Regions from separate parts of the Mus musculus genome. Here regions 1 and 3 are each linked to region 2. Evidence: chromatin contacts called from ENCODE POLR2A ChIA-PET data. All regions are on one chromosome and are shown on one strand. Each heading gives the region's core, a stretch centred on a gene start or an enhancer-like site at or near the end of the contact. The rest is flanking DNA. Distances are from core to core; before and after follow the strand shown.

Region 1 (3,511 bases), core at 174-2,673, 65 kb after region 2:
CCCCAGTTTCACTTTGAAATGTCAAAGTTTGCCTTGAAAATCCCTGACCTCCTATCCTACAGAAGAAGTGCAGAGGGCTCCGAGAATGGTTTGTGACAGCTTTACCGTCTATCTAGTCCTCACGTTGGCCCCTTTGTTTTCACTGGTAGCTTCTTGGCTGCTGAAGTGAGGTTTGTTGTTGTAGTGGCTGTTGGGTTTTTGTTTTTTTGTTTTTTGTTTTTTGGTTTTTTTTGGTTGTTTGAGACAGAGTTTCTCTGTATAGCCCTGGCTGTCCTGGAACTCACTCTGTAGACCAGGCTGGCCAAGAACTCAGAAGTCCGCCTGCCTCTGCCTCCTGAGTGCTGGGATTAAAGGCGTGCACCACCACGCCCGGCTAGCTATTGGTTTTTATAGCTTGGGTTTTGGTCTTCCATGGTCTTCACTTCAGGCCTCTTAGGATGTTGCTGGGAACTTGCTGGGGCCTTCTCTGGCTGTGAAAGCGGTGTAGCCTTTTACTCTGGTAGACTGTAGACATGCCCAATCTTTCTCCACACAGATTTCAGCAACTTCAACAGCACTTCAGAGAAAAAATGAGCATCTTTGATTAGGATAGGATCCTTCTCCAGCTTTCTTGAGGAGTTTCTGGTTCACCAGAGACAGCTCCCTCCTCGTTTTAGTAGAAACAACCAGTAGTATCAAGAATAAGACTTTTCAGTAGGGCAGTGATGGCACACATTTTTAATCCCATCTCTCAGGAATCAGAGCCAGACAGATCTCCGAGTTTAAGGTTAGCCTGGTCTACAGAGAGTGTTCCAAAACAGACAGAGCTGCACAGAGAAAGAAACCCTGTCTCAAACAAACAAACAAACAAAAACAAAAAAAAAAACCCCACTCTTTTGTTTTAAGGACTGGGTTTTATCTATACTAAGCTGGCTGGAACTATGCAGCTGCAGATGACCTTGAATTTTGACCCTCCTGCGCTTTCCTCCTGAGTGTTGGGATTAAAGCTGTGTACTACTGTGCGTTACAGCTACACCCCAGCCCCAAGAATAGCACTTTTATATAAGTTAGGGTTTTTTCCCCCCTAAGTTTTATTTATTATTTCTTAAGTACACCGTAGCTGACTCCAGACACTCCATAAAATGGCATCAGGTATCATTATGGAGGGTTGTGAGCCACCATGTGGTTGCTGGGATTTGAACTCGGGACCTTCGGAAGAGCAGTCAGTGCGCTTAACCGCTGAGCCATCTCTCCAGCCCCATAAGTTAGTTTTAAGAAAGGAACAGAGAAGCTTCTCATATGTTACTCGTGGGGGCTCCTGGGATAAGGGCTGGAACGGGGGTCTACCTGAACGTCCATTTGCTAAAATAACCATGTGACGTTTTCAGTGGGGCAGAGTCGGGGAGGAGTCCATGGTGGGGCCAAGGCTGACACACAACTTGCAGCTCCGCTTCTCAATCTCTTCTCTCTTCTGCTTCCGGGCCTCAAGGAATAATCGAGAAAGAGACAGGATCAGGGCCAGTGAGTCACTAAGGAAGAAGGGGGGAAGGCTGCGTGGAAATCAAGTTCTCTCTAGAGAGCCAGTTTCTCCCTCTTGACACATTTAATGGAAGGAATCTGAAAACAAATCACACTCTTTCTTTGTCAGGCTGAGCAGGCAGGAACCACAGACATAGTTTCCCACACCGTCTGCTCTGGCTCACAGAAAGCTGCCTCGGGACTTTCCGGTTCCCTTCTGTTGTCCCAAGCTCAAGGTCAGATGGTTGCTGAAAAGCAGACAGCCCTTGTGGTCTCTGGTCGTCATTAGTGGGAAAGCCGTGGAGAAGTCACTGTTGATATCTGTTAGTGAAAGTCAGGCGGGCACCTGCAAGTCCTGAGTCTATGGAAATGTCACTTTCCAACTTCCGGAACATAAATTCCCCAGGGCAGAGGCTGCCATTTGCCTGTAAGGGTTTTTTTTTTTTTTTTCTTTGCCTGCCTTTGTCTCCCAAGATTAGCTTGTTTATCTCATTCATGTTAAGAGGATCATTAAAAAGAAATTGTTCTGAATTTGTCTGGTGCTCTGATTCTCACAAATTATTTCCTGGCACTAGAATGGCTTTCTGTGTTCATTGTGTCGTTTGCTGGTGTTGCTAGCTTCTAGCCAGAGCCTTTTAGAATGTACGACCCTTGGTGCCCAACTACAGCTGAGTTTAGGGACTCCCACACTTGCCTACAGCCCCATCCCCACCACATTTCCCACCCCTCTGATGCCCATTCAGGGCTCTTCTGACCCTAGAAGAGTGGTGCTTAGGGTTTCCAGGCTATGCTTAGTGATAACAGCCCAGACCAATGCTCTTCTTCGAACCACCCCTCCTCCACAGGCCCTTAAAATGCTTATCTGGCAACTTCTCCGTTATGTGTGTAATACCCAGAAAATGTAAGACCTTTGGGCTCTTCGTCTTTTCTGAATGTCAAGCTAGCAAAACTAAATAGTTTTGGAATGAACAAATAACATGCTCTGGGGGATATCAAGCCGCCCCCTCGTTTGTGATAACGCCTTGGTTTAGCTTTACCCTGCCAGCCAAAGAGGAGTTCCTCACCCTGGGAAATACATCTCCTCTAAGGTGCTACCTCCTGAAACCCAGGAAGAGTTTTCCAAAGGTAGCTGACATTTCTGGTTTCTTTCCAGCTGGATTGTTTTCCTCGGGTTAGTGTGATCTGAGAGCCAGCCTGTTTCTACTGACACAAAATTCCAGAGAAATAACTGGGTCTGTACGAAAATGGCCAAAGTGCACAGGGAGCCTTTGGGGGGCTGGCAACAGGCAACAGAGGGGAATAGTCTGACCTATCACTAGGCCTCACCTCCCAAGGGCCAGCAGCTCTCTGCAAAGGTTCAGTTATCCTGGACCAGAAAGAATGGCAAATGGGCCGGGCAGTGGTGGCGGACACCTTTAATCCTAGCACTTGGGAGGCAGAGGCAGGTGGATTTCTGAGTTCGAAGCCAGCCTGGTCTAAAGAGTGAGTTCCAGGACAGCCAGGGCTACACAGAGAAACCTTGTCTTGAAAACCAAAGAAAGAAAGAAAGAAAGAAAGAAAGAAAGAAAGAAAGAAAGAAAAGAGAATGGCAATGGGAGACGACCAGAGTAGTTGGTTCTGATTATCGGTTAAATGATCAAGATGAACTGAATAGCCACCATCTTTCTCTGTGATTTTACTACAAATGACAGGGCTGGAGCGTTGGGGAAGAAGAGTGGTAGACTGAAGAATTTGCCCCTTGGACCACACTGTAGACAGACGGTTCTTTATTAGAGATGTCTGAACGAACATCTTAGCTGAGAAGAAAAATCAAGGAAGTCAAAAGAATGATGCACTAGTTTCTCACTTTTGTGACCACACAGGATTTCCACAGCATCTCCCTTAATGTCTCTATTCACCTCCCGCTGAAGGCAAGGGCTGCAGAGCTAGCTTTGTCAGGTCCTGCCCTGGCTCCCTTTGTGAAGCTGCACCTGAGCCCCGTGGCCTCCTTTCCCACAGTGTCCATGGAATGTAA
Region 2 (3,525 bases), core at 392-2,891:
TTTTCCCTTAGCTGTAAGTAGTCTTCCTACTGTAGCTTTTTATCTCCGATTCCTTCTCAGCTTTCATTATCTGTCTCTGTCCTTCCCTCACCCTCCTCTCCATAATTGTCTTTGTCCTTACACTTTTCTTTGTCTCTCTCCCAGCTCCTCATGCCCCTTTCTCTCTATCAGTTACTTGTTCATCTTATTTGTTAAGTGACATAATCAGATCCATTTTAATCAGAACACAATCTTCTTTTATATTAGTTGGATGGGAGTGATCGGTGGTGGCTGGGAGCTCAGTGAGATAGACTCTTGTGTAGCCTTAGGCTGGCCTGGAACTCATTGGGTAGCTGAGACTGGCTTTGGAATCTTGATCCATCTGCCTCTATCTCCTAAATTGTAGGACTACAGAAATGTGCCACCAACTTCAACTCAGTTTTCTTTATTAAATGGAATGGCAGATGTATAAAAAGAGAATTGACATATTTTTAAATAACTTAATGGGGGTGTGAGCAGCTAAGAACCACTTGAAGCAGCCACTTCTTACCATTTCCCCCCAAATGTGTGTTTCTAACTGTAGTCGTACTCTCACCCCCTTTATTCTTGAGGATGCCTTTCCTCTTAGTAGCTTGCTTTAAAAGTTCAAACATCAGTTTCCATGCTAAAAGTCTTTGCTACTTTTTTTCCCCGAATGCAATTAAAAGTAGTCTGGTTTTGAGAGGTTCCTGAATATTTGGAGCGCAAATTTGGTATTTTGTGTTTGAGGGCAGAAGGGATATATTTGTATGAATCTTAAAAATCCACTGTAGAGCTAAAGTAACCAAGCAATTCCATATTTATCCTTTCAAGTTACACTAAGGGGGCTGTTTTTCTGGTAATAATTGGAAAATTTAAGTGTCTGTTTTTCAGAAATTTCTCCTGATTCAATGCCTCACTTGTTGGGCCTACAGTATTTCTGTCTTATTTTCTGGTCTCCTTGGGTCCTACTCTCTTCTTTCTTTGCTTGTTTCTCTCTTGGGGTTTGCTGCCCGTTCTTTCACCTCCCCTCACACTGCCCTGGATCCTTTTCCTCCCACAGGTGGCCATTTTTCTGTCTCTATACTGTTCCCACAGGCACCCTCCCCATGTTTTTCTCTAGCTTAGCTTTCTGTGTTGAATTCAAGAGTCCTTGTATTTCGAGGGACCTGCTGCTTTTTAAACCATTCCTTCATATATCCTGAGGTGAGTTTGAAAAGGCAGTTGACCAAACACGGGCCTTGGTGGAAAATTCTGCCCTTTATAAGGGGCTGAATGGTTGTCTGGTTTCGATGTAGTTAATTCTTTTGGAATTAGGGCTAGGTAGGCCTTGTTGCATGTTACCTGAGTGGAGCCTTCGTCTTCAGCTCGTATCATTTCGGGATTTGGTGACAGAAGATGAAAGTGGTCCAGGAAATACACCACCCAAGAATGCCTATTAGCAAATCCAGTTCTAAGGTGACTTTTCCTAAGCAATGTCTTCTGTGAGGAGACCCTGTCAGACCAGAAGCTGCTGACAGACTACCACACCCCGGGCTCCTCTACCTTCTCTGCGCTCTGTCCCCGCCCCTGCGAGTTTGAGCCAATGGGCTGAGCCCCAGGGGGTGGGCTGGGGCGGGGCAGAGGTGGGGCCAGGGCGGAGCACCTCTGCCCCAGCTGCCTCACAGCAGTGCTGGCTCGGCCCGGCATGGAGGATGGAGGCAGCAAGTTTGAGCCCTAGGCGGCACGAGCCGCCGCCGCCAGGCTGTGGGCGTTCATCTGAAGTCGGCACGGGGGATACAGGATGGAGCCCCACGGTGAGTGAGGGGCGGTGGTGCTCGTTTCCACCGAGGCTGCTGAGTTGGGGTTCCCCTGAGTTGCTATCGAGTCTGGGTCCGAATGTGCGGCTAGTTCTCGGTGCTCTTAGTCCTCGCTAAGCTTAGGAACTGGACTGTGAGTTAAGGACCTGCAGGGGTGAGCAGATGGTATTCTAAGTAAAGCTGCCAGTTAGCTCGTATTTACCTACCGAGTACTGAAACTTCCCAATTTGTAACTCCTTTAATTCTCAGGACAGCTCCATGACCCTTGAACTCATTTCTCAAACAGGGAAGCTGAGGTGAAAAATCTGCCCAAAGTAGTAATTGACAGTATCAAGGCTTAATCCTATGCGCCCTTGCCCCAGAATCCGTGCTTTTTGCTCTGGAGCAGTGTGCTCCCGCCAACCCCGCCAGCAATTCTCGCTCCAGATGGGGTGCTCAGTCCCAAAGTATTTTAGGAGTCCCATCGTGCATATTGTTGTCTTCTATGTTTTGTGTTTAGAGAATATTTTTGTTTGAGCACACTCTCAGTGTCTTGGTGTGTTCTCATTTTGTTTTGAATATGTTTGGAGGTTTGATGGTTTTAATTTTAAAACATTTATGGATGCATGTGCTCAAGACCTGGAATTTTGAAGGTAGAATTCTAGTGGCCGATGACAGTCTCTCCTTATCGGTTTTTCACCTTTGAGAGATAACACACCAAACAAATTTTTGGAGACAGGATTGTTACCTGTTAAGGCCTCTGTGACTATCTCTTGTTAGTTGAGTCTTTTGTCTGACACTATCGATGTTGGCTGGCCTTTTTCGTTTCTCTCCTTTCCTCTGTATGCATGAAGTCAGGCATAGGGAACGTGCGCTTTGGCATTGGGTGGTTTTGGCTGATCAGAGGCGAGCCCTCCTTGCCAGGAATGCTAGACATTCTGGAGGCGTGGGGGGCAGGGCAGCTTTTTCTCCCTCTTTTTCCTTTTCCTTTTTCTTTCTTTTTTAGTTATCCTGCTGGGTTCAGACTGCACAGGAATGAAATGTGTGTTGTATATCTTACTTTAGACGTTGTTAAGGATAAAGCTGTTCCCGACATGCTCCCGTTCTGTTTTTGTAGAGTGTTTTTTAAAAGTGTAGTTAAAGACCTTTACACTTGATTCCTGTGTGAGCTTTTTTTCCCAGTGTCTTTTAATAGATTCTCACAAACTCAGAAATTATGCTGAAATAACAGATTTCTGAAATCATGCAATTTTGAACTATAAGAAAGAACTAAAGTGCAGATATTTTGGGAAGTTTTACATCCCAGTTAGCTCTCTGCTTCTGTCATATACATTATGGACTGTGTGAGGGGACATTTGATTGACACAAACTGCTGAAGTCTTGGAAAAGTCCCCATCTGAGAGTTTAGGAAATCTATATGAATGTTTTGGGTTTTTTCTCTCCTGCTGGTCGGTTGGCCCGAGGGCCTCTTGCCGGCCTTTTAGCACTTTCCCACTGAGCTCTGAGTCCACATTTGTAAAGCACATATAATTTAGAGGTTAGAGTTGCTTTTGTATATTCATTTTCTACTTTCTATAAAATTCTTTAAGAAATAGATAATACAGTTCTTAATATTTATGGCTTGGAGTTGGAAGAGATGAGAATTAGTTTCCCAAATATTTCACTCAGCAGCCTGTTTGCACAGTTCAAACTTCACTTGGAAGCATATTCGGGTTTCCATGAAATTAGTTAAGCTTCTGGAACTGGTTCC
Region 3 (3,134 bases), core at 484-2,983, 120 kb after region 2:
GATCGAGTTAGGAAGTTGGTAAAAGCCTGGGAGGAAGTGGGGCCCCAGATCTGGTACTTCTTTGAGAAGAGCACACAGATGACCGTGATCCGAGTAAGGATGCTCACAACATAGGATGGGGAGGGCCGTAGAGATAGTTCATTCCAACTTCAGCCAGGCCAAGCTATAGCGACAGAACCTCAAGCACTAGCCTGGAAATGTCACCAAGTGGCATCTCTGGTGTTGAGTGGGGAATAGGCTTCTTAAATTCTGTGGGACAATTTAAAAGTTGCCACAAGGTCAGTATTTTTCCCATGAATTCTCTTGAAGGCCTCAGGTTCAAAGAGGTGTCTCCTCAAAAGGCCAGCTCTATACTGCTAAGATGGTCACTTTTGTCTGTCTGGCCTCATTTGCAATTTTGTAAAGCTCAAGAGGCAAGAGCTCTCAATAGCAAGGCAATTAAAATGAGAACAAAGCAGAAGGCCATAAAAAGGAAATCTTCTATGTTATTTTTACATGCTCAGCAATACTTCTCCCATACTCTGCCTTGCCTCTCCTCTACATAGAAGCCTTTGTGTTAGAATAAGACAATAGAAGTTCAAGCCTCCTGGCTTGTTTAGTGAGCCTTCACGTCTCAATCAGTAATCATTAAAAATCTGACATGATCTGAGACTAAGGCCAAAGAGCCTGTGGAATTCTTAATTTCTGAGACATAATGTTCTTCTTCCCAAGGACACCCTGCAGCACCCAACCGTCAAAGACTTCATAAATAGGCAGCTCGGAGAAGAAGGCATTACCACCGAAGCCGTATTAAACTTCTTCTCTAACGGTCCCCAAGAGAAGCAGGCTGATGATATGACCAGCTTTGACTGGAGGGACATATTCAACATCACTGACCGATTCCTACGCTTGGCTAATCAATACCTGGAGGTAAGAGACAGCAATCCTCCTGAGGACCATAGTGAGCCTCTTAAAGATAACGTCATGGGTGAGGCTAGAGACCTGTTAGCCAGTCAGCTGGTGTTGGATTCAGTCTTTCATCCTTCCCACATAGACATAAGGGTCCACGGCCATCTGACAGCATCTTCTCTTCTAGACTTGCATGCAATTGTCCTCACCTCTCGCTAACTTCATGACTCCTCTGGCTCTCTCCTTTTCCCTTTCAGCACACATCCATTCCTAGATATCTCCTGTCTGCCATTGTTCCAATGACCTTCTGTTGGCCAGTATCCACCAAACCTTGAGTCTGAGTCTCGTCGATTACTGGACACCCTTACTCCAAAGTCTTAAGGGCATGTCAGATTCAGCATGTGTCAAAAAATAAACTCATGTTCTCCTTTCCTAGTAAATTCCTGCACTTCTAGTGCCAATTAATTTCAGTAGCCTTTTCAGATTCTTAAGCCAAGAACTTCATCTTTAATTTTCCTTTCTCTTTCACTGTCAGAGAGAGTGGTTCTAGACCGAGTATTACATGGTGCCACTTCTGTGCTGCATGTTTTTGTATCCACATGCCTTATCTCGTCCCCCAGCAATCCCATAGAGCATGTAGTGTTATCGCTGCCAGTACATAGACATAGAAGCCAAGGCTTAAAGAGGTTGAATAAGATCCCACAGCCATTAGGAGTACCAAACAGAGTCCAAATTTGGGTGTGCCTGAATTCAGAGCCAGCCCTGATGACCTCTTTCTTCCCCTGCCACGCCCAGTCACGGTGCTCTGTCTGTTTTCGACCTCCCAATTATCTCTCAACTCTACATCTTGCTCTCTGGGCTCTGGAGGGCTTGAGGCCTTGTACCAGCCTGTCTGAGCAGCTTTCTCCCTGGATTCCAGGGTTTGCGCTGTGTTAATCCAGGCATCCCTCCACGCAGACACCAGCATCACATTCCAAACACACATCTGCTTGCATCACTCAAATGTTTAAAGCCCGAATGACTCAACGCAGAAGCATCCAGCCTGTTTCTCTCCATTGGTAATGCCTCAGCTGCTGACAGCCCTCAGCACTCATCCTTGCACCAGAAAATTCCACAGAAGGAGGGGAACGCCTTTCTCACAGCATAAGCAATACCCCCAAAGGGCCTCCTCCCACGCCCCACTCCCTCTATCAGACTTCTGGGTCTTAATGCCTGGGGAGGGGAGTAGTTCTGACTGGGAGGCCTGGAACACATGCCACTGTGGGGGACTTTAAGCAAGATTCCTATGAAGTGAGGGAGGCATTGTCCCAAAAGAAGATGAAATGTGTGTCTGCTCAAGCCTATAGTGACTTTTTCTTTTGCTACCATCTACCTGTTCATTCTTGTTTGTTTTCTTTGTGGTACTGGGGGTAGAACCCAGGGCCTCATACAGGCCAAGCAAGTGCCCCACCACAGAGCTGCTGAGTCTCTTCAGTCCTACACATCTGCAATTTGAGACTTTGCCCTCAGGTCTTCCTTCTGCTGTCTCACAGGCTTGGAAATTCATTCCTTCATGATCTGCAGCCCTCCCCTCAGACCCTTCAGGCTCCTTTTCAAGTTCAAGTAGGAATAAGCTGTCTGTGTGTCCATCTCGGGCTTGACCGTCAAGATGGGTTACCTGGCATTAGTGGGCACATTTTAGTCATCTTCAGAGCTCAACCTCACAGCCTCCAAGATTTTCACACCTAAAGGTTGATCGCACCCAATGGGCTGGGCCTCAGCCTCCAAAAAACTAAGGCCATTAGGAGGCTGAAGTTTCTTCTAGAAACTGGAAAGGGAGTTAATCCGAGGCCTCTAGGAATGAGCTCTTCTGTCCCAGATGGTGAGTCCTCAGAATAACTCACTGGTGAGAAAAGGCCTGGCTCTGTGTTCTTGGCTGCTCTTGAGGACTCCCGCTGCCCCGGGGCCACGGCATTCCCTAGACCCTCCTTCTCTAGAACCCTGACGCTGACATCACTGCACACGCTCCTGAGGCATCTTCTTAGCTAGTACGAAGCATGGTGGCCGAAGCACCCGAGTTGAAGCAATCCCCATCTTACCTGAAGACAATAATGACCTTGGATGCTTTTTCTAAAACATATTCTGAGCACCAACCCAGACCAGCTGACTCAGAAGTCCCCTTGATTGCCCTGGTACTGCACGTATACTTACAGATCTGGGGCATTTACAGTGACCAATTGATCTCTTCCTTTCTTGCAGTTAAGCCC

The links. ChIA-PET counts read pairs that join two places held with the same protein, here RNA polymerase II (POLR2A).
Region 1: POLR2A ChIA-PET joins it to region 2 with 21 read pairs in Patski. The contact joins the enhancer-like site here to the promoter of Arhgap29 in region 2. POLR2A ChIA-PET finds 5 or more read pairs at or near these places in 3 of 5 experiments (Patski and embryonic stem cell).
Region 3: POLR2A ChIA-PET joins it to region 2 with 30 read pairs in Patski. The contact joins the enhancer-like site here to the promoter of Arhgap29 in region 2. POLR2A ChIA-PET finds 5 or more read pairs at or near these places in 2 of 5 experiments (Patski and embryonic stem cell).

Annotation. Positions count from the first base shown.
Region 1 is chr3:122,031,773-122,035,283 of GRCm38, forward strand. No RefSeq gene overlaps it. Among named protein-coding and RNA genes, the nearest start is that of Abca4, 11 kb to the right of the region's middle. Within about 2 kb of position 1,424, at least 1 of the 3 ENCODE cell types and tissues checked has a DNase peak (open chromatin) inside an H3K27ac peak, as active enhancers do.
Region 2 is chr3:121,966,165-121,969,689 of GRCm38, forward strand. It overlaps Arhgap29 (Rho GTPase activating protein 29), which reads left to right and starts at 1,642. Exons shown (of 23, transcript NM_001356524.1): 1 at 1,642-1,793.
Region 3 is chr3:122,086,583-122,089,716 of GRCm38, forward strand. It overlaps Abca4 (ATP-binding cassette, sub-family A (ABC1), member 4), which reads left to right. Exons shown (of 50, transcript NM_007378.1): 10 at 1-93; 11 at 712-909. Among named protein-coding and RNA genes, the nearest start is that of Gm40138, 38 kb to the right of the region's middle. Within about 2 kb of position 1,734, at least 1 of the 3 ENCODE cell types and tissues checked has a DNase peak (open chromatin) inside an H3K27ac peak, as active enhancers do.